3 separate regions of the Homo sapiens genome follow, and all the other regions are linked to region 2. The links are chromatin loops, found by intact Hi-C in ENCODE. Cell type or tissue: endothelial cell of umbilical vein. All regions are shown on one strand.

What was found. A loop is a pair of places that touch in the nucleus more often than their neighbours do. Peaks named below come from ENCODE experiments on the same cell type or tissue, not always from the same donor. Only the 100,000 strongest peaks of a DNase experiment are listed, where the experiment ranks them.
Region 1: a loop joins it to region 2, with 5 times the contacts of the local background. A loop is called at or near these places in 3 of 110 quality-filtered maps.
Region 3: it touches region 2 in a loop (4-fold over the local background); 2 of 110 quality-filtered maps call a loop at or near these places.

Annotation. Positions count from the first base shown.
Region 1 is chr6:81,462,434-81,470,433 of GRCh38, forward strand. All of the region lies in intron 4 of LOC105377871 (a long non-coding RNA gene), which reads right to left. Among named protein-coding and RNA genes, the nearest start is that of TENT5A, 290 kb to the right of the region's middle. In endothelial cell of umbilical vein, a CTCF peak has its summit at 3,629 (motif pointing left); no DNase peak of the experiment used is centred here.
Region 2 is chr6:81,977,932-81,985,931 of GRCh38, forward strand. The region is part of intron 3 of LINC02542 (long intergenic non-protein coding RNA 2542); the gene reads right to left. Among named protein-coding and RNA genes, the nearest start is that of LINC02542, 120 kb to the right of the region's middle. In endothelial cell of umbilical vein, no CTCF peak of the experiment used is centred here; a DNase peak (open chromatin) is centred at 4,120; H3K27ac peaks cover 513 bases.
Region 3 is chr6:82,037,184-82,045,183 of GRCh38, forward strand. All of the region lies in intron 3 of LINC02542 (long intergenic non-protein coding RNA 2542), which reads right to left. The region is part of intron 2 of LOC107986617 (a long non-coding RNA gene); the gene reads left to right. Among named protein-coding and RNA genes, the nearest start is that of LINC02542, 61 kb to the right of the region's middle. In endothelial cell of umbilical vein, a CTCF peak has its summit at 3,567; a DNase peak (open chromatin) is centred at 3,568.

The DNA of each region.
Region 1 (8,000 bases), 520 kb before region 2:
ACCCAGCAGAAAAGAAGAAATAACAAAGATCAGAGCAGAACTAAATGAAATGGAAACAAACAAAAAAAAAGATAAATGAAACAAAAAGTGCGTTGTTTGAAAAGATAAAGAAGATTGATAGACCATTAGTGAGATTAACCAAGAAAAGAAGAGAGAAGATCCAAATAAACTCAATTAAAAATGAAACAAGAGATATTATAACCAATACCACAGAAATACAAAAGATCATTCAAGGCTACTATGAACATCTTTATACACACAAACTAGAAAATCTAGAGGAGTTGGATAAATTTTTGGTAATATATAACCTTATAGATTAAATCAGGAAAAATTGGAAACTCTTTACTGGCTAATAACAAGTAGCAAGATTGAAATAATAATAAAAAAATTGCCAACAAAAAAAGTCCAGGACCAGATGGATTCACAGCTGAATTCTATCAGACATTTAAAGAAGAATTGGTATACTTCCTACTGAAATTATTCCAAAAGATAGAGAAAGGAAATCCTCTCTAAATCATTCTATGAAGCCAGTATCACCCTAATACCAAAACCAGGAAAGGACATAACAAAAAAAGAAAACTACAGACCAATATCCCTGATGACCATAGATACAAAAATCCTCAACAAAGTACTAGCTAACCAAATCCAACAGCATATCCAAAAGATAATACATCATTATCAAGTGAGTTTCATACCAGGAATATAGGGATGGTTTAACATACACAAATTAATAAATGTGATACATCATATAAACAGAATTAAAAACAAAAATTGCATGATCATCTCAACAGATGCAGAAAAAGCATTTCATAAAATCCAGCACCCATTTACGATAACCCTCAGAAAAATTGGCATAGAAGGGACATACCTCAAAGTAATAAAAGCCATCTAAGACAAACCCAGAGCCAACATCAAACTGAACTGGAAAAAGGTGAAAGCATTCCCCCTGATAATTGGAACAAGCCAAGGATGTCCACTTTCACCACTTCTATTCAACACAGTACTAGAAGTCCTAGCCAGAGCAATCAGAGAGAAGCAAAAAATACAGGGCATGCAAATCAGAAAGGAGAAAGTTAAACTGTTGCTTCTAGCCAATATGATCATATACCTAGAAAACCCTAAAGACTCATCCAGGAAGCTCCCAGATCTGATAAATGAATTCAGTAAAGTTTCAGCATACAAAATAGTGTACACAAATTAGTAGCACTGTTATATACCAACAATGACCGAGCTGAGAATCAAATTAAGAATTCAATCCCTTTTACAAAAGCTACAAAAAAATAAAATAAAATACTTAGGAATATATTTAGCCAAGGAGGTGAAAAATCTCTGCAAGTAAAACTATAAAACACTGGTGAAAGAAATCATAGAGTCCATATTCCTTACTGGCTTCCAAGGAATGCTGTAGCTATTTTCTACAGACCATACTTTCAGTAGCAAATACATAAATATGGTCTCATGATTAAAATGTGGTCAGGTTTCTTTCAAAAGTTATATAAAAGGTAATACTGATATAGAGGTATTCAACACACAGTCATTTATAATAGTGAAAACCTAGAAATATTCTAAATGCCTAACAACAGAGCTAATTTGAAGGGATAATATTTGATATAACAGTATATTTTCAGAGTTTTAAATTTCATGGAAAAATCACTAAAATATACAAAGAAAAACTATGTTATGAAATTATACACAAACTATACAGGAATACCCCAATTACATTAAGATGGATAAAAATAGACTAAATGTGATGCAGAATGTTTACTGTGATTATGACAGATTTTGTGATTTTGAGCAAATTTAATTTCTTTATAGATTTTTGTATTTTTTATTTTATATATTTAATACTTTTGCCTTTATAATAAGATAAAATTTACTAAGCAAAATAATGTGTTGTATCTGATCACATATGCCTTTCTAATATTTGTGTCAGGGCACACTACAAGATTTAATCCCCATTAGTTTAAACTTGAAATTCCTTAGTTTATCAAAAAAAATTTTAATAAAGATTTATATGTGTATTTCCCACATCTTATGATGAATTTCATGTCCTCATTGCTCCTTATGTATATGCAGAGTAGTACCTTCTTTAATTTGTCCAAAAAGCAACATAGCTCTGTCTCTCTCTCTATATATATATATATATGTATACATATGTATATATAAAATACATATCACACACATATGTATATATAAAATCATGTATAATGATGAAGCTGTACTTATCCTAGAGATGCAGGTTGGTTTAGTATTTTTAAAAACATAATAAAATGATGTGATTCTCCATGAGATAGGGTCTAACAAGTCAAATTCCCTAACACCATGACAAATTACTTGTAATTTTTAAGTAAAAGCCTTCACTCCTCCCCTCCACTAATCCGTGTTAAAATCGCCTCAAAATCCTTCTCCTTATCCACTAAGGATTCATTCAATAAAATAGAACACATGTTCCCTAGGAAATTAAACTTATAGAGAATAAACTGACAACGTCCACTTTGAGTCTTAAATCCATGTGAAAGTTGTACGCAAAAATATGTGAATGGATGAGTTGTCAGCTGGCTCATTAGAAAACGGATCTTTCTAAAGACATTTGGAATGGAACGAAGGATTTATCCTCTCAAGAGTGTGCTACCAGGTGTGGTAAAGATCTATCCAAGGCAAAGAACAACTTTAATTAAGATAAATCCTTTCTAGAGCAGAAAACACTAGGGATCTCCCTGTTGGGATACCAAAAACTTCAACCAAACTTGTTTTTTTGTGTGTATTTGTCTGGAGAACTGCTTAGCTCAATCATACTCAGTCTTTTGACACCACCAAAGAATTTTAGTCTGATGCTTTTACTCTGATGCCCACAAGTACTCCATCCAATGCTGTGACAAACTAATACTCAATCCTGACTACGTATAAAAATTACCTGCTGAACTTTAAAAAAATATTTGATGTTTGGCACTATTTAGAAAAACTGAATTAAGTCTCTGAACATGGATTCAGGACATAGTCATTTTTATAAATAGTGGCCAGAGAATTCAAACCTGTAGCGAGGGTTGAATTTCACTGTAATAACCCACCAACTTGGCTCACCATTGCCTTGAACAAATTCGAGCACCTTAAGGTACTGACATTTTAATAATGATCAAAAATTTAAGCCAAGTTAATAGGATTTCAGGCACCAGTTATAGCCCAAAGAGAAAGAAGGGGAATAGAAGGAAGGGTAAAACATAATTTTGAAAAAAGTAGTAACTCCTGCCTATAAACATAGGCAAAATACATGGTCCTCTTCTTATCTATTTATAATGGTGATTCTCTCTTATTTTAGAGTTCTAGAACTGTAAAATCCATTTGGTCCAAACTCAATAAGTATATGACTTTCTATTCTATCTGAATTTTTCAGACAGACTGGGACTATGCTATGCTGACCAGAAAGTCTAAGACTACAGTTAGAGGGGTATATGTTTGTGACATACATTGTCCCAAATTTCCAAGAAAAAGTATCAAGTTGACAGCATAAGCATTTTAATCCTGTCAGGTATTTTCCCCTGTTCTGTCAAATCTAACCCAGATGCCCTACAACCTTCAATTTTCCACCCACAGACAATCATCTTTTTAGCTTGCCCTCTGGTGGCCACTATTTCCTTCCCAAAGCTACACTTTTTTTTCCCCTCCATTCAACTTCATTTCACTAGAGGATTTACCAATAAAATTCAAGATTTCCAGTTAAATTTGATTTTCAGATAAAGAACAAATAATTTTGGACATACTTTCATTTAAACATTATTTATTGCTTATCTGATATTCAAATTTAATATGGGCATCTTGTTTTGTTTTTGTTTTTGTTTTGTGTTGTGCTGCTGAATCTGGCAATCATATAGCAAATATATGCTGAAATGCAGTGAAACATTTGAAAAATTTGCTTGGCATTGGAACTATGGCAGTATTATCAGACCTCAAATTAAATTTACAATCAAACCAAGAAAAGAAGACTCCCAATTTTTAAATTTTTAATTATGAGGGAAAAATGGATAATCAAGCAATCTTGATGAAAATCTCTCTTAGCATTTAGAAGATCAATTAAAGAAAAAAATGGATTTGCAAACATTATTATCAATATGACTTTTTTATTCAATGTTCTTGTAAATTACTTTTTCGTTCAGTAAAAATTTTGTGGATTAAATGCAAAAGTTACAGGTTAATCAGTGATATTTACTTTTAAAGTTAAAATACAGGGAAAAGAAGACTATAAAAATGACATTTTATTTTACATCACCTTGTTGTCTACATGGACATAGAATTTTCAGAAGTTTTATCTGTAGTCATTTTGAGCCCACAGGTTTTAATTATTTTATTAAATAACTTACCTAATAATTAGGAGTTTAGGCCGTTAGCTTTTTTCAGTTTTACTATTTTTTTCTATAATTTCAGGTCTGTCTTTTAGTGAGAGATAGGAATTCCTAATAAGATGTTAAGTTACATGATGGTGTAAAGTTGTCATTCACTTCCTCCATCTCCAGCCCCCATAGTACTGGAAACCTCCTGCCTACCCAAGAAGTACTATAGTGGATTGCATAGAAGGTGTGGGACTTTTAAAAATGGTAAAGAGAAATTTCAACATTTCTTTATAATTAGATAAAAAGTGAGAGACATCATGCTAAGATTAGTCAGTCTTGGGCACCCAGTGAGCTAGGCAAAGACACACTTGTCATCTAAAACCAAAACCCCTAGAAGACAAGCATGTATAGTAAGATAGTTGTACAAAAATATTTATAGCAATGCTGTAACTGGAGAATAAACAGAACAAACCAAAACTGCAAATGCTAATAATCATTATCAGTATGATATATAAATAATTGTCATATAGTCATATACTGAAATACTATAAAACAATTAAAATGTACCACTGTGGCAAAGAGTGATAAGCAAGGAGGATATGCATGTGTAGTGGAAAGCAGTATATGAAAAATATCTGTACCTTCCTCAACTTTGCCATAAATCTAAAACTGCTCTAAATCATAAAGTGTATTAAACAGAAATAAATAGTAATAAATGAATGTTTATACACATAATAACACAGGCATAATATTGACTAAAGATAAGCAAGACACATAGCATAAGATATTGTTCACCTTCACAAATAATTTAGTAAAACTACATGGAGACAAGGAATGAAAAATACAAAATCCAGATGGCAACTACTTCTTAGGAAAAAAAAACAAACAACAAGACGTAACTGTAGAAGGAAACACATCAAGTTTTAATTTAGTGGTAATAGTCTCTTTATTAATGTGGGTATTGGTGGTCACTCTATCATGATTTTTCATACCATCCATATACTTTAAAAATACTTTTATTATCACATCAATGTACATTTTAAAAAAGAATAAGCAAACTTCCTCATCTCAGATTATTTTTTGCTATTTGAACATATATATATAAAACATATATAATATATATATGTTATATATAACATAACATATATTATATATAACATATATTATATTTAATATATATATTATATATGTTATATTATATATGTTATATTATATATGTTATATTATATATGTTCTATATATTATGTATGTTCTATATATTATATATGTTATATATATAACATATTATAATTTATTATATATGTTCTATATATGATATATCATATATAATATATATGATATATAATATATAATATATGATATATAATATATGATATATAATATATAATATATGATATATAATATATATAATATATATGATATATAATATATATGATATATAATATATCATATATGCTATATAAATATATATAACATAACATATATGTTACATATAATATAACATATCATATATGTTACATATAATATAACATATCATATATGTTACATATAATATAACATATCATATATGTTACATATAATATAACATATCATATATGTTACATATAATATATATCATATATGTTACATATAATATATATCATATATGTTACATATAATATATATCATATATGTTACATATAATATAACATATCATATATGTTACATATAATATAACATATCATGTGTTACATGTAATATATATCATATATGTTACATATAATATATATCATATATGTTACATATAATATATATCATATATGTTACATATAATATATATCATATATGTTACATATACTATATATCATATATGTTACATATAATATATATCATATATGTTACATATAATATATATCATATATGTTACATATAATATATATCATATATATAAAATTTCAAGTTGGGTTATTTAAGTTTATTTTAGGAAATATGTTTAAATCACAGATTCTATAGCTCTATTTAGACTGTTTTCAATCACAACTTGAAAAATCCCAAAAATATATATTAAAATGTCAAGGATAAGTTAAAATTGTGTGAAAGACTGAAAAATAAATCTGCGGTTCTGCAGACACTGCTGCTGATACACAGACAAACAGGGTCTGGAGTGGACCTCTAGCAAATTCCAACAGACCTGCAGCTAAGGGTCCTGTCTGTTAGAAGAAAAACTAACAAACAGAAAGGACATCCACACCAAAAACCCATCTGTACATCACCATCATCAAAGACCAAAAGTAGATAAAACCACAAAGATGGGGAAAAATCAGAGCAGAAAAACTGGCAACTCTAAAAAGCAGAGTGCCTCTCCACCTCCAAAGGAAAGCAGTTCCTCACCAGCAATGGAACAAAGCTGGACAGAGAATGACTTTGACGAGTTGAGAGAAGAAGGCTTCAGATGATCTAACTACTCCGAGCTACAGGAGGAAATTCAAACCAAAGGCAAAGAAGTTGAAAACTGAAAAAAATTTAGACGAATGTATAACTAGAATAACGAATACAGAGAAGTGCTTAAAGGAGCTGATGGAGCTGAAAGCCAAGGCTTGAGAACCACGTGAAGAATGCAGAAGCCTCAGGAGCCGATGCGATCAACTGGAAGAAAGGGTAAAAGTGATGGAAGATGAAATGAATGAAATGAAGCGAGAAGGGAAGTTTAGAGAAAAAAGAATAAAAAGAAACGAACAAAGCCTCCAAGAAATATGGCACTATGTGAAAAGACCAAATCTGCCTCTGATTGGTGTACCTGAAAGTGATGGGGAGAATGGAACCAAGTTGCAAAACACTCTGTACGATATTATCCAGGAGAACTTTCCCAATCTAGCAAGGCAGGCCAACATTCAGATTCAGGAAATACAGAGAATGCCACAAAGATACTCCTCGAGAAGAGCAACTCCAAGCCACATAATTGTCAGATTCACCAAAGCTGAAATGAAGGAAAAAATGTTAAGGGCAGCCAGAGAGAAAGGTCGGGTTACCCACAAAGGGAAGCCCATCAGACTAACAGCGGATCCCTCGGCAGAAACTCTACAGGCAAGAAGAGAGTGGGGGCCAATATTCAACATTCTTGAAGTAAAGAATTTTCAACCCAGAATTTCATATCCAGCCAAACTAAGCTTCATAAGTGAAGGAGAAATAAAATACTTTACAGACAAGCAAATGCTGAGAGATTTTGTCACCACCAGGCCTGTCCTAAAAGACCTCCTGAAGGAAGCACTAAACATGGAAAGGCACAACCAGTACCAGCTGCTGCAAAATCATGCCAAAATGTAAAGACCATCGAGATTACGAAGAAACTGCATCAACTAATGAGCAAAATAACCAGCTAACATCATAATGACAGGATCAAATTCACACATAACAATATTAACTTTAAATGTAAATGGACTAAAGGCTCCAATCAAAACACACAGACTGGCAAATTGGATAAAGAGTCAAGACCCATCAGTGTGCTGTATTCAGGAAACCCACCTCACGTGCAGTGACACACATAGGCTCAAAATAAAGGGATGGAGGAAGATCTACCAAGCAAATGGAAAACAAAAAAAGGCAGGGGTTGCAATCCTAGTCTCTGATAAAACAGACTTTAAACCAACAAAGATCAAAAGAGACTAAGAAGGCCATTACATAATGGTAAAGGGATCA
Region 2 (8,000 bases):
AAAATATTTCCTTTTTATATCCCTATTCTATAACTTTATTAACTTTTTTATTTTGCTTTTTAAACCTTTTTGTTAAAACCTAAGACAAAAACACACACATTAGCCTAAGCCTTCACAGTATCAGGATCATCAATATCACTGTCTTCCACCTCTACATCTTGTTTGGCTAGAAAGTCTTCAGAAGTAATAACATGCATGGGGTTGTTATCTATGATAATAATGCTTTCTTCTGGAATACCTCCTATTGGACTTGTTTGAAGCTGTTTTACTGTTAACTTTTTTCTTATAAGTAGAAGGAGCATCCTCTAAAATGATGATAAAAAATGAAAGTGTGGTGAATACATAAACAAATAACATAATTGTTTATTATGATTACCAAGTATTACGTATTGTACATAATCCTACGTGCTATACTTTCATATGAATGAGAGCACAGTAGATTTGTTTACACCAGCATCACCACAAACATGAGTAATGCATTGTACTATGACGTTACAATAGCTATGACATCACCAGGCAATAGACATTTTTCAGCTCCATTATAATCTTATGAGATGACTGTCCCATATGCACAATGTCTGACCAAAACATTGTTTTATATTATTACAGTCTCATCACCAAAAACAAACCTACCATGTGAAGATTAACATTTCTTTGCAACTCTTTTTGTCTTTAGAATATATTTAATTTAAAGTGTACAATCAGAGTACTGTGATCCAAGTTACTTGAATCCATTATTCTCATATATATAGTTGTATTATCACTTTGACAAAAAGATTCATTTATTTCTACTTGTATTAGTTTTTCTTCATTTTTAAAATTTCATTTTTTCATATTTACAAACTTTTACATGATACAAATATATATAAAGGTAAGCTCAAAAAAGTTATACTCTCAACCTATCAATCCTGTCCCACTTGCACCCAACCCTAATATATAATCATTTTTATTCAATTCTGGGACATTCTTCTTGAATTTCTTTTTTTGCAAAAACTACATACTCTTTTTCACTTATATTTCTTCACAATGCTACCATACCATATACACTTCTTATACTTTGCTCTTTCTACTGACAATATATCTTGGCTCAAGTCAATTTTATGTTATATTTACTGGCATATCAGTAATATTTACTGTTTCTTTCTCTTGGTATTTAGGAAGGTTTTGATCTTCTTCCAGTGGTTACCTCTTTCTAATATTGTTTGTAATGTCTTCAGTCCACTTTTGCCTTTCTGAGGCTTCTACTATTTGGTTTGTCAACTCTAATTGATATACTTGGACTGCACATATTACCTATAAAGCAATAAGTTTATTCTTTCCACCTTCTCCTCACTTTTCTCTGTGTTTCTGGGGAGTTGTCTTATTTCTACTTTGTCAGATTGTATAATGCTTATACACTCTTTCTCCACTATTTGTTTTAATGTTAGGACTACACTGAAATATATTCCATGTATACTATCAGTTCATTTGCCAGAGTTTTTCTAGTCTTCTGTTGGTTGGATAAAGCTTAACTTCTTGTTCTATTTGTGAATATACCACTCCTTCAGTTCTCACACTTTATCTTCAAAACTGTTTTTATATAGCATTGGTGGTTTAACACTAACTTGTCTAGATATAAAAGCTTTCACTCACACTTCCTGTTCTTGCTTTTAAAAACTCTTGTTTCAAAGTTGTTTTGCTTTGTATCTTGCTGTCAAGAACTCTGATTTAAACTTTATTTCTTTCTCTTGTAAATTATATTGTCTTTTTGTCTGGAACACCTGAGATTATTTTTTAATCATTAAAGTCTAAAAGTTCATTAGCACATATTTCTGAGTTGATCATTCTAAGTCACTTTTAGTCCCACATAGGTGGATTCAGGTTTTTAAATTTATAATAAAACAATAATTTTAAATAACATTTCTGTTATTCCACTGCTTTGTTTTTTTCTGATTTAAAGACTCCAATTGTATGTATGTGAGATCTTCTTTGCCTATCTTCTATAACTATCACTTGCTGATTGTTTCTTTTTCTTGTTATTTTCACTCTCTTGGCTATTTTAATTCTCTTCCTCAATTTCCCTTGTGATATTTGTCATTGATTCCTTTCTCTCTTGGTTACCCTGTAGCTTAGTTTTCATTCCTAAAATGATTTTATCCTTTTTTTTCCTATTTCTTTCTGGATTTAGCTTAATTCTCATATCCTTTCGCCCCTTTCTTCTGAATATTTGAGTTTCTATTGGGATGGGCTTCTTAACATATGAAAATAATATTATTTAATTCAGTTTTATTACTCTTCACGGATTTTTCTTAGAATTTTCATCAGTAGGAACATTTTGATTCTTATTTTCCATCTTCTTTATATAGTAACCTTTATGGTTGTTGTTTACAGTAAATATCTTGTATTTTCTGGATTAACAATAAGGAATAATTCTGTGTTGACAAATGTGAGACATTTGGTGGCTTACTAGTTTTTTAGTTCAAGAGCACCCTCTTCTGTTGATATAATAAAATGTAATTTTATTAAATGGCACCATTTTTTAAGAGAAGAATTGGTTTGACTTTATTTTATTTTATTTTATTTATTTATTTTTTTGAGATGGAGTTTTGCTCTTGTTGCCTAGGTTGGAGTGCAATGGCACAATCTTGGCTCACTGCAACCTCCACCTCCTGGGTTCAAGCGATTCTCCTGTCTCAGCCTCCTGAGTAGCTGGGATTACAGGCATGTGCCACCACGCCTGGCTAATTTTTGTATTTTTAGTATAGATGGGGTTTCTCCATATTGGCCAAGCTGGTCTCAAACTCCCAACCTCAGGTGATCCGCCTGCCTCAGCCTCCCAAACTGCTGGGATTACAGGTATGAGCCACCACGCCTGGTCAGTTTGACTTTTTATTAAGTAATCTTCTTTTGTTTATTTGGATCCTATTTTCCAATGATTTTTTTCTCTTATTTCCTTCACCACCAAGTCCTTTCAATTCCCCACAGATGGGACTCTTCCAAGATTTCCATCTTAGATCCCCTGCATTTTGAGCCACTTCCTTTTGAATTCCTGCAGCCAGCATTCTGACATACGAGATGATTTTTTTAATTCATTGTTTTATCACCGCTAAACACCCCGCCTTCCTTTTACCATGAAGTCTCCACTTGATTTCCATTTTGATGTGTGCTCCAGAGTTGTCTTTGCTGGTTAGTTTATTTCCCCTCTTTCATGTAAATGAAATTTTTGGTATCTTTTATCTCCTAGTTATGTGGTGGGCATGGGTCCATAGAGTTTTACTTGCTCTCCTTATCTGTATAGTTTTGGGAAGATGTTTGGTTTTTGGTTTAGGTAGCTATCATTTTTCTTAAGTTGTAATGTTTCACAGGGGTCTTTTCTAGAACTCCCTTTTCACTTTTCACAAATGCTGAGTGACCTCAACCACTTCTATTCCTTAAATTAAAGCTTATAGACTGATGACTAACAAACTTTATTTTGTTGCTGGGCTCCACAGCTTTTGCTAATAACAAACAAGGTATCTCAATAGGACATAGCACAGTTGCCCCCACTTCACATAAACAAAACTAAATTATGTTTTATTCTTCACCCTCTCTCATACCTGCTCCTCCTCCTGTGTCCCTCATCTTAGTAAATGGTGTCATATCACCCTCCCCAACATACTTTGTTATGGTTGCCTAAGACAGAAAGCTTTCTATCACTCTGGCCCCAGTCACTCTCTAAGTACTAAGTATTCTACCTCCAAAATATCTCAAAACTGTCTTCCACCCTTCTCCAAATTCAACAGTTTATGGCAGCATCACCTCTTGACTGGATTACTACAACAGCCTCCAGTTGAAATTCTTGCTTTCACTTTTGCCTCTTTCATGCCACAATCCACATAATTTTGATAAACATTTCATTTAATTATGTCATTCCCCTTCCAAATGTTACACTGCCTTCTTGATACAGTCTAACTCTGTTAGAATGATCTAAGTGACTATACATAACCTGATGACTGCTTACCTCTTTAGACTTCTCTTTCATCAATCTCTGCCCTCACCTCTTCCCTTCCACTATGAAACACACAGAAACAGAAACAGAACAGTCTCCAAAAATGGCCACAACAATATTTTTAGTTCCATATGCTGTTCCAGAAGCATGCCATTCCCCCTCAAGAAGTGAAATCTAGTTTCCTTCCCCCTGAACATGATCCAGCCTTAGTGACTCACCTCTAATGAATGAAATGCCATTATAGTGATGCTGTATAGCTTACAAATAAAATCAGTACACCTTCGGCCTGGTGCACCTCCTCTCTCTCTCTCTCTCTCTTTGCACATATATGTTATGCCTGGTTCATGGTAGGTATTCCATAAATTATATTTTCTATCATTCTCATGTTTCAGATTAAGAAACTGAGACAAGTTAGAAAGTTCAATAATTTTCCTAAGGTCACATGGCTAGCAAGTGGCAACGCTGAAATTCCATCTCAAGTCTGTTTGTCTGCTGAGCCCATGTACCAGTATGGCTTGATTCTCCACTCATCCTTGTCTTATTTTATTCTTTGGCGTTTATCCATTATATTCCTTGTTCTAGCAAATCATACTTTCAGATACTTTCAGAAAGCTTAATTGAAATTTAAGGATGTAATTGAGCAAAAGAAAATCACTTAATGAGAGATTAAAAATGAAATGTTATGTTCTTATAGAATGCCTTTTGGGAAAGCAGTAAACAATATTTTCATGTTATAATATTTAAACACGGATGTGATCTAACCAAAATTCTATTATTATGTTGAGGGGGGAGATAGGGCTAAGAGGAGTGAGAGGTGTTTCAGAAGGATAAGTCTTCATTTACTATGGAGGGAAGTCAACAGATAATGTCTAAAATTGATAAGCCAAAACAGCTATATAGCCATATTATGTAGAAAAAAAAAACAAGCATAGTTGAAATGCCTGTGGATAACAGGACTTGGAGGCTAGAAAAGAGGTGGAGTAAAAGACTAATATTTCCATTACAAACTTTTAAGAAATATTTGAGTTCATAAAAATGAATGTGTATTTGATTAAAAATAATTAAAATAGATTATTTACCCATCTGGAATTTATATTGTGAGTGGGGTGAGATAGAGATCCAAACATCACAGTTTTCCAACTGCCTGTCCAGTTATTATCTAGGCCAATTTTAATTACAGTACTTTCTTTCTTCTCGCATATTTGTAATTTGAAGGAACACCAATAAATATGAAAATGTGGTGTCATACACACACTCCGTTCTTTCTTTTTTTAAGGTCAATGTCATGCTCTTAGATAATTTATGCCTGAATTTCTTCAAGTCACACATGAAATGCTCAGAGAGGTCACAAACATCAGGTGAAATATGAGAACTGGATCTTTAGAGGACTTAGGTGATAAACATGCTGAGAACATTTGCTTCACATGAATGTTGCCTGTGCCCCCAGCTGCCCTCTACTTAATGTGAATTAAAAGTCTGACACACAAATGGCCAATGAGTACATGCAAAAGTATTCTATTAGATTGGTGCAAAAGTAATTTTGTTGGTAATGGAACAAATAATAGAAACAAAAAAGTAATTTTGTTTCTATTAGTTTGATGCAAAAGTACTTTTAATGGCAAAAACCTCAATTACTTTTGCACCAACCTAATACATCATTAGTCACTGGGGGAAAATGCAAATTAAACCCACATTGAGATACTAGTATACATCCACCAAAATGAATAAAATTTTAAAATACCTATAGAGCTAAATGTTGCTAAGGATTTGGAGAAACTGCAATTCTCATAAACCGATAGTGAGAAATTTTCCACCACACTGGAAAATTTGGGAGAAGTTTTTAATGAAGTTAAATGAACATCTGCTCATATAGCCAGTAATTCCACTTTTACGTATTAAGCAAAAATAAATGAAAATATACATTGGCAAAAAGATTTGAAGCATAATGTTTAAGTCACTTCATTCACAATAACCAAAAACTGGAAATAGCCCAGGTGTCTGTTAAAATAACAAGTAAACTGTGACACATTCATACAATAAACTACTCAGCAATAAAAAGAAAAAACTACTCATAAAATCAACACAGATAAATCTCAAAAACAGTTTGATAATTGAAATAGCTGTTATGTGCTAAATTGTGTTGCCAAAAGTTCATATGTTGAAGTCCTAACCCCCAGCACTTCAGAATATGTCCATGTTTGGTGGCGGGGCCTTTAGAGGTTATTAGGAAAAATAAGGTCTCATGGATAGGCCCTAATCCAATATGCTGGTGACATTAGAAGAAGAGATTAGGACATGGACAAAATATAAACAGAGGGGTGACCATCTCTGAGGTCACAGTGAGAAGGCTGCCATCTGCAAACCAAGAAGAGAGGCCTCAGAAGACACCAAACCTGCTGACACTTTGATCTCAAACTTCCAGCCTTCAGAAAAATCAGAAAATAAATTTCTGTTGTTTAAATCACTCAATCTATGGCATTTTGTTATGGCAGCCCTAGAAAACTAATACAGAAGCCTTACACAAAAGAGTACATACTGAATTATTCCAATTATATGAAGTTCTATAACAGGCAAACTATTCTAAGGTGAAAAAAATCAGAAAAGTAGTTACCTCTGAGGGGTGGGTAGGGGATTATTTGGGAAGGGGCATTCCAGGACATTTTGGAGTGGTGGTAAAAAAAAAAAGTTTGGGTTACACAAATATATACATTGATCAAAACTAATGAATGTCTACTTAAGATTTGTGCATTTCATTGTACATAAATGCTATATCAAAAGAGAAAAACTAGAAAAGTTATTGGACCCCACTTCTGACATTAGATGTTGTATGGTTCCCATTTCTTCTCTTTTCACTACAATCGCAAACCCAAGCACCAGCTGTGCTATTGATATTTTGCATTTTGCATTTGCATATCTGCTAAACTCAGCAAGGTGAAATTTGGTGGCTGAAATGCCTGGGCTGTGTTCATTAGCCAAGAGAGGTGAGTTGAAGAATGAAGCTGAATTGAGAGGTGACATTAACTTTTTATTCCCAGAAAAAAAAAAAACTCAATTGTAACACCAGCCAAAAGCATTTGATCTTCAGTTGAAATAAATTTAGTAGATCAAAAATCTCAGCATATAAATCTATAATATTCAGGGCCCTGAGTTGAACATTATTAAACTGAGAAGGGCTAATTCTCAGAATTATTTGAGGAGCAAGGAAATAGAAATTTGCAAGAGACCAGGTGATAGCAGCAGGACCTGTTCATGTAGTCTGGCTTCCTACAGTTACAACATGAGAAAGCCTCTGACTCTGGTTCAATGTTCAGACACATTTTGGGAAAAGGGGAAGAAAAACTCAAAGGTTCTATCTATGTCCTCCATCCTATAAGTTATCTAGCTTGTATTCTAGATGCTAATATTCTACTTTTTGAGAAATTCTACCCTTTGTGCCTTTCAAGGGATTCAGCATTAATTTCTCAAATTGCCTTAGGACATCTGCTACATAATCTCCTTGGCATTTAGATTCTTTTTGGCCCATGTATCAAGTTTCATTTGTTTCTGAGTGAGTTCAATCTTTTTTTACTTCACTAAGATTTCTTTTTTTTTAATATACTTTAAGTTTTAGGGTGCATGTGCAGTACGTCACCAAGATTTCTTATTTCACCTGAAGGAAATGGGTGGGAAGCCATGGCTCAGGATGACCCATGCAGCTATGGCTCCAAAAGTCTGATCGTAGAAGAGGAAAACAAACAGCAGTTCTGAATCTATGAGATTTTGGATGAGGCATTAAATATAGTATTTTTAGGTTTATTATGAGAGTCCTTCTCACAATACTCAGCTTTTTGAATAAACCTAAAAAAAGTACTAAGCTTTCAAAATATTTGAAGAAAAAATTGTCTAGCTTTCAACTTGACAGCACTTCTGAAGAAATCTCTTACTGCCTGAACTCCTCACTTTTCTCCTCTTTATTCTTTTGTAAATAAAAAGATGTTGCTTCGAATGGGCTAGAAGCTCAGCATGGTCCATAGAATGAAAGGTGCTAGAAATC
Region 3 (8,000 bases), 59 kb after region 2:
ATACGTTTAACACATTTGTAGAATGAATTTATACTTAGGGTTCTGGCTAGCCAAAACTGAAATTTGACACAGCTGGCAGGTGAACCTAAGTGAACCTCACCCTACTCCTAGCCCAAACTCCTTCATATCTATTCTACAATCGTTAACCTAACTAAGGGTTAAAAGTCTCCTTGAAAAAAATACTCAAACCATGTCCACAATTGGAATTTATGCCTTACTTCTGGTGCATGAAATGAATAGTAGATGAATAAACTAAGTTGGGTGAGAAATCAGGCCTAATCTGCCTTAATTCTGGTGCATTTTCATAGAGCACATCACTTTATCTTAGAGTATCCTTTACTCCTCAGCCTCAGGAGTAAGGACATAGGTGATTGCAAAGATCAGCAGGGAGCTGAATTCTGGAGCCTAGGAGAGATGATGGCCACTGTGCCCGCTCAGCTCTCAGCTGCAACAGCATCCTTACTCCTCAGGCTTCAGCTCAGGGGGAGATTAAAAAAAAATTGTGGAAAAGGATTCTCAGCATGGTAAAGACAAGGACAGAAATGCTGGAGCATCTCAGGCTCATTGCATTCCTAGACTGGCACAGGGAACTAGAAATGATCCACACAGATCATGAACTCACAGAGGACACCTCGCAGTGTGTCCTGGAAACAGGAATGGGATTCTCACGGGAATAGAGTTCCTACATGAAAAAAAAAAATGGCTGCCATTAGCTAGTAAATTTGGTTTTATTGTTTAATCTGTCATCATTTTGTCTGAGACTAGATGTGGAACCATTTGGAAAATGAATGAATGAATAATCACACTTAGTAAAACTGAATTCTTAGAAAATAGGTTTTTTCCCATAGTAGATGTTAAATATTTTAGTAAAGTTTAACAGAAAGATATTTAAAATTAGAGAACATCAGAACCAGGGAGCTTAGTAAGTAACCAATCTAAACCCCTTGCTTTGCTGGTGAGAGAACTTTCCAGTCCTATGGCTAGTTGTCAACCAATGGCATCAAGATCGGTAACAAGACCTGCTGACTCCCAGTAGTGTAGCTTTCTCTGTATGTACCAGAACAGACATTCTCTAAAGCATGATGTGAAAATCAGTTTCCCTTGGAGTCAAACTGGAGCCATGAGATACATGCATACTGAAGGGAATCAGGTTTGAGCCCCAGTGGCCAATTCAAGCCAATCAGCCTTAACGGCTCCTACAAACGGACAAGTCAAGTATTTTCCATTCCCAGTAAAAGAAAGTTAGAACTACATAGTATCTCAAAACATTTGATCTTTTCTTTAATAGAAGCCACAGCAAAAAGCATGCTGCCCTTAAATCATCACAACTCAGAGAAAAATGAATTTGAATTGCATGGACTTTGAGAGGCTTTTATTTCTAGGATTTTTTTTTTTAATTAAGGGGAAAAAGAAAAAACAGAAAAGGAAATCTGTGGATAGCAATAGCAAAAGGATAAATTTATCTGGAAATTTTCACTTGGCAACTGAAATTCTGCTTGGAAATCAGAATTTTTTTTAATTACAAAGGAAATTTAGTTGTAGTGACAGTCTTTCATACATCCAATAAATATGTATTAAGGGCCAACATCCTTCCAGGAACTGTGCTAGAGATGGAAAAAATCGCAAGAACCTAATGGAGCTAAGCCCAGGCATATGGAGGCGGACAGCATGGAGGGCTTCTCGTTGCTGAGTCTTTAGGGACAACAGTTGTTAACTACATGAAGCCTGAGTTGAAGGGTATTGCAGACAGAGGCAAAAGAGAGCACATTGTTCCAGGAACGGAAAGAAGCCCAGTGAGCCTGGAATGCTGAGCGTGGGAAAGAGGTGGGGTGACAAAGGAGGCTGGAGGGTAGAGGAAAGACCACCTTGGGAATTTGAGCTGGGTCCAAGGGTAAAGACCTATCAGAACTATCAAGAAATTCTTATATGATCTGATTCGTATTTTCAAAATAATCAACATTAAATGGCTTTTAGTCTAAGCACATAAGATGCTCGGTTAAACTTAGAGATACTGTTTTTCACCTATCAGATTGGCAAAAAGAAAAAAGTTTGAGAGGGGTGAAGAAACAGGCATTTTCACACATTTCTGGCAGGAGTAATATCAATTTGGTAATATATATTAAAATTAAAAACACACATACCTTTCACCTAGCAGTCCCAGTTCTCGAGCTCTGTCTTGCAGTTATGTTCACACTCACGTAGACTGACATATGTACAACTTTATTCATTTCAGCATTGTTTCTAGTAGCAAACTACCGGAAACATTAAATACCCACTAAAAGCAGGTTGGCTACATTGTCAGCACAATATGATACACTTGCACTTAAAAAACAAAAAAGAACTTCCATAAATGGAAAGGTCACCAAGATACAACACATATTTTTAAAGTACAAAACAATGTGTACAGCATGGTATCTTTATGTAAAAGGGGAAGACATATTAATATATTTTATTGGATATGTATATAACATTTATGGGATAACACACACACACGAAATCCTCACCATCATTGTCTGTGTGGAGAGAAACTGAGTGGCTAGGAGATAGGGGTGCAGGGATCCTTTCTGGTGGATGCCATCTTTTACGATCTTTGCCCAAAGTGTTTCTAGGAGTGATGTAAGCAAAGCCAAGGCAGAGTGGGTTGAGGACTGGACTGATTAGGAAGTGATGGCCATGAGACCACTTTCAGGAAGTCTGGTTGTGGAAAGGGACAGCAATAGGGCAGGGCTTAGGGTGAGCTGAAGGAACAATGTCAGACTGAGAAAAGTCTCTTTTTGACTGAGAAACAGACACAAAATTATTTATAAATACAGACATAGAGAGAAACAAACGTGAACGATATAGGATAAAGAAGGCAATATTGAAATAAAGAAAGGGAGGAAATGGAAATACTACGAACTTCCAAACAAGCGCAAGTCCAAGGATTATAGCTTTCCTTTTTTCTTTCCTTTTTATCTGCCCTCAATTGGCTTTAGAATCATGGTTTGTACCAAGCAGGACTCACGAAATGTTTTTTTACCCTTTCATATCATGCTGCCTGAGCTCATGCTTTGGGGTAACTTCCTTCATTTGTTACCATATGGCACATCCAAAAAGATATGCTATAGCAGACACTGCATGCCTGAATCAAAGCAAGATCCAAGTGGCATACACTTACCTGGATAGTGTATGCAATAATTCTACAAGCCCTACAGCCCTCACTGTCCCTAGAGGGGCAGAGAATGTCAGTCCTCCCTGTTCCTCCTTGGCCTCTTCGGACTGCCCAGTCTTGAGTCTCTGGCTGCTGGTGAATCCTCCACCAAGGGCAGTGCTTCCAGCACGACCAGACCCCCACTCAGTATGCAGGACTATACAGTATACAAGACTATACAGTATACAGGACTGAGTGTGGGTCTGGACCTGCTGGAAGCATAGCCCTTGGCAGGACACAGCCCCACTGTCTAAGTTTCCAGTGCTTTCTATGCCCCAGCATAGAAATTCCTAAGTTTTCAGTGTTTTCTATGCCCCACCATTCCAACCCTCTTTCTGGCATTTTCTAAGTGAAAAATTTGTCTCACACTCCCCCTAGTGACAGCCTCAGGAAACCTTTTCATGGCCTAAAGCACAGCTCATTGACAGCAAAAAGAGCCAGCCCTGAATGCTGCTGATTGTAGGAATGGGCACCTCATTTCCCCACTCCCCACCTGACACATATGCTGCTGCTGTTTTCCGTGATTAGAAAGAAATATTCGGCAAACCCAATATCTAGAAATTAACAGACTGAAGGGAATGAGTGTCTGTCACAGAGTAAACAAGCTCTTCCTTGTTTTGTGAGAAGAAAAGTGTTAGAAGCAGGAAGACTGTATACATAAAAAAGGAGAAAGGGGGAATGTGGAATATGATAGATCTGTCCCAGTCTGCACTAGTGATCCCAAAGTCAAGGCAGTGAAATCACAGCCACACTTAGAGGCTCAACTTGAGAAGACAGACATCTCAAGGTTTAGTGAACTAAGACAGGGAGGAAATGGAAAAATTTCCTGTGGAAATTTCCTCCCTTTCTTAATCTGCAATACCCTTCATCCCAGTACCTGTGGAACAGGCGGCTGAAGGATGCCATGATGGCAGCCAGTAAATGTTTGAAGGGCTGAAATGTGGAAGATTAAACTTCCTTTGTTTAGAGCAACTCCAAATCAGTGGTTCTGAACCATCTGAGGGTCAGTTTGCGAATTGATGAATCTATGGCCTTTCTCTGTAGAAAAATGTAATTTCTTATTACATGGAGAGTCACAGAAAAAAAAAAAACATTAATGGCCAATAAACACAAAAAGAGATGCTCAATTTCCCTTAGAAATTCAGGCCAAAGTAACAGGGATCTACCATTTTCTAATCTGTCAATTTGGAAAAGATTCAAAAATTTAACAATACAAAGTACACTTGACCCTTGAACAACATGGGTTTAAACTGTGCAGTTGCACTTATATGTGAATTTTCTTCTGCCTCTGCCACCCCTAAAATGGCAGGACCAACCCCTCCTCTTCCTCAGCCTACTCACCATGAAGATGATGAGGATGAAGGCCTTTATGATGATCTACTTCTTAATGAATTGTTACTAAATTTCTACTTATGATTTTCTTAATAACATTTTCTTTACTCTGGCTTACCTTACTGTAAGAATATAGTATATAGTACATATAATATACAAAATTTGTGTTAATTGATTATGTTATCAGTAAGGCTTCCGGTCAACAGTAGTCTATTAGTAAAATTTTGGGGGAGTCAAAAGTTACAGGTGGATTTTCAACCGCATGTGGGTCAGCACCCCTAATCTCTGCATTGTTCAAGGACCAACTCTATTGTTACGAGTGTGGAAAAACAGGTACACTTATGCTATTGATGCATTATAAACCAGTGCCATCTTTTCAGAGAATGCTCCATACGTTAAGATCTCCCCCATGCCATAGCTTTAGTTCACCTCTAGGCCTATGGTTTTCCAATGTAAATCAGCCATTTAGCTCAGATCCATTTTTAATATTTAAACATAAATAATCAACTGTCAGCTTGACATCTTTACCTGACTGTCTCAAAAATTCTTGAAATCCATCCATGTTCAAGACAGAACTCAAAACTCTCACAAAGTTGGTCTCCTGATAGCATTCCATGGTGGTATGTAGCAACTCCATCCATCTAGTTGCTGTAGTTGGAAATCTCAGCAACTTGTGGGCATTTCCCTCTAACTACTTCTCCCCACTTCCCATGTCACTACACCATTTAAGCAATCACTTCTCATCTGGGTGACTGTAATAATTTCCTAGCTTGTGTCCTAACACTCACTCTGCTCCTCTGATGGCTATCGTCATTGCAGTCAGAGTGACCTTTTCAAAACTCAAATCTAAGTTTACCAATCCGTATGCTTAAAGTCCTGCCATTGCTTTTAAGATAAAGACAAAAATCCTAAACACAATCTGCCAACCCTACACAGACTCATTTCTAACTACCTTTCCAGCCTCCTCTACCTGCTTCTTTCCTTCATTCTCACACTGTAGCACTCTAGCTTCTTTCTCTTCCTTTGAAGTTTTTTTTTTCTTTTTCCTGCTACAGGGCCTTTTTATATGTTTCTTTTGTCTAAAGTGATCTCCCTCTCTTCATCTAGTTAAGACTTATTCAGGACATAATCTCAGTTCCCTGGAGAAGGCTCCTGTCTCCCCAGTTCAGCTCTATGTTCTTTTCTTACTTGTATATGAAATCATGGGACGATGTCTTTTTCTTCATGGCACTTACAGCAATTTGTAATGATGCCTAATCTATGTGACTATTTTAGTTCTATCTTTTCTATTACCAAACCATAATCTTCATGTCAGCAGAGACTTTCTATTTTCCAGTATATGCTACTTATCTTGAAATAGTGAGAGATGGGCCCTGTGTATGTATGTGTTTGCTTGCATGTGTGTGTGTGCCAGAAAATACCCAAAAGTGTTAACAGTGGTTATCTCTAGGTGATGCACGTTAAACTTTTTATTTTTTCTGCATTTTGTATATGTTATGCAATAGGTCTGCATTTATTTATAACCAGACAAAATCAATAATAATTGTACTGTTAAAAGCCTTCATTAACTGAATTTCAGAGGAAATGCCTACCAGCTACCTACACCAAAAATAAGTGGACCACAAAGGATTACCAGAAAAAGTAAGAAAAATTAGCATCATGAAAGAGAGTGTCTAAGATAAAATAACTAGCTATGGAGTAAACAACAGGACAGAAGAGGTATTTTTTTTTTTAAATCTCAATTGGTATCTTCAGAGACATTTGAGGAATATCATTTTTATAACTGGTATGAAAAAGAGGGCAATCAGAAAACAAGGTATTTATCTAATTAAAAATATATTTGAGGCCAGGCATGGTGGCTCACGCCTGTAATCCCAGCACTTTGGTTGGCCAAGGCATGTGGGTCACCTGAGGTCAGGAGTTCAAGACCAGCCTGGCCAACATGGTAAAATCCCATCTCTACTGAAAAATAAATAAATAAATACAAAAATTAGCCAGGCATGGTGGTGCTCACCTGTAATCCTAGCTACTTGGGAGCCTGAGGCAGGAGAATTGCTTGAATCTGAGAGGTGGAGGTTGCAGTGAGCTGAGTTTGCACTGCTGCACTCCAGCCTGGGCAACAAAGCAAGACTCTGTCTCAAAAATAAAAATAAAAATATATTTGCATAAGGGCAGTGAAAAAGCTGCATAATAAAATCTATAAATCTGAAGTCAGTGAGCAGAAAGAGAAATAAAGGCAGTCTCCCAAAACAGAAAAAATTTAAAGAAATGGGAAATATGAAGATAAGTTTAAAAACATAGAAAACAGTCCAGGTGATCTAACCTATGTCCAAAAAGTGCTTAAGAAAGATGCTGTAGGAACTATATAGAAGAGTGGTTGAGGGGGGGAAAAGAAGGGAAGAAACAGAGAGGAAAGAAGGAAGGAAGGAAAGAATATAACAGTAATATAAATATTGGCAATGTGAAAACACTACAATAAATAAAATCAGGTCAAGGGAAGTGAGAAGTGTAAGTACACTAAAACTTTCATTTCTGTGGGAGTTAATAGATGCTGTGAATCTATAAATCAAAACACAGTCCTTCAACTACCAGAAAAAAACTGAAAATAATAATATAACCAACACATTTAGGAAATCAAGAAAGAAAAATAGAATTGTTTAAATTTATTTTAATCCCTCATCTTATAAATCACTGGGTTAATGCATGTGGTCTAAAGTTGATAAATTGGGAACTTAAAATTATAATGTCAATTCCAGAAAAAGTAAAAGACAATGGGACTACTTCTGGGGAGTAGGACTAACTTAACAGGAAGTAGTAAGGAAGAGATCTTTACTTCTAATTTTATACATTTCAATATCTTGTAATTTATCTGTGCATATGTATACATGCATTATTTCCAAAATGTTTTTTAAAAGTTAAAGTAATTTGAGAGTCTATGAATGCTGTCTTTGAGTCCAGCAATGCCTCTAAAAGATTGTATAATGAAGCACTTGGTGAAGTCTAGCTCCTTTCAGAATTGACTTCACCAAGTGCTAACATTAATGTGCTAGCTTTTACCAAATATTGCTTTGAAAAACCATAAAAAATATTTTCTTGTTTACTGTAAAACTTGTTGAGGACATCATTAATGACATGAATCATCATTCACTGTATAGGGGTCCTTGAGTGAATCTCTTCATGTCAGTGCTAAAATGAAGCTTGCTTCTGCTCAAGAATTGTTTTGCTCTCTCCTTGGTTATGTTCACCTTTTTCACCAAGAGTGAAACTTGAAGCCCTACCCCAGTGTATTAGTCTGTTCTCACACTGCTGGTAAAGACAACCTGGGACTGGGTGATTTATAAAGAAAAAGAGTTTAATGGACTTACAGTGCCACGTGGCTGGGGAGGCCTCACAATCATGGTGGAAGGCAAAAGGCATATCTTACATGGCGGCAGGCGAGAGAGAATCAGAGAGCCAATCGAAAAAGGAAACCCCTTAT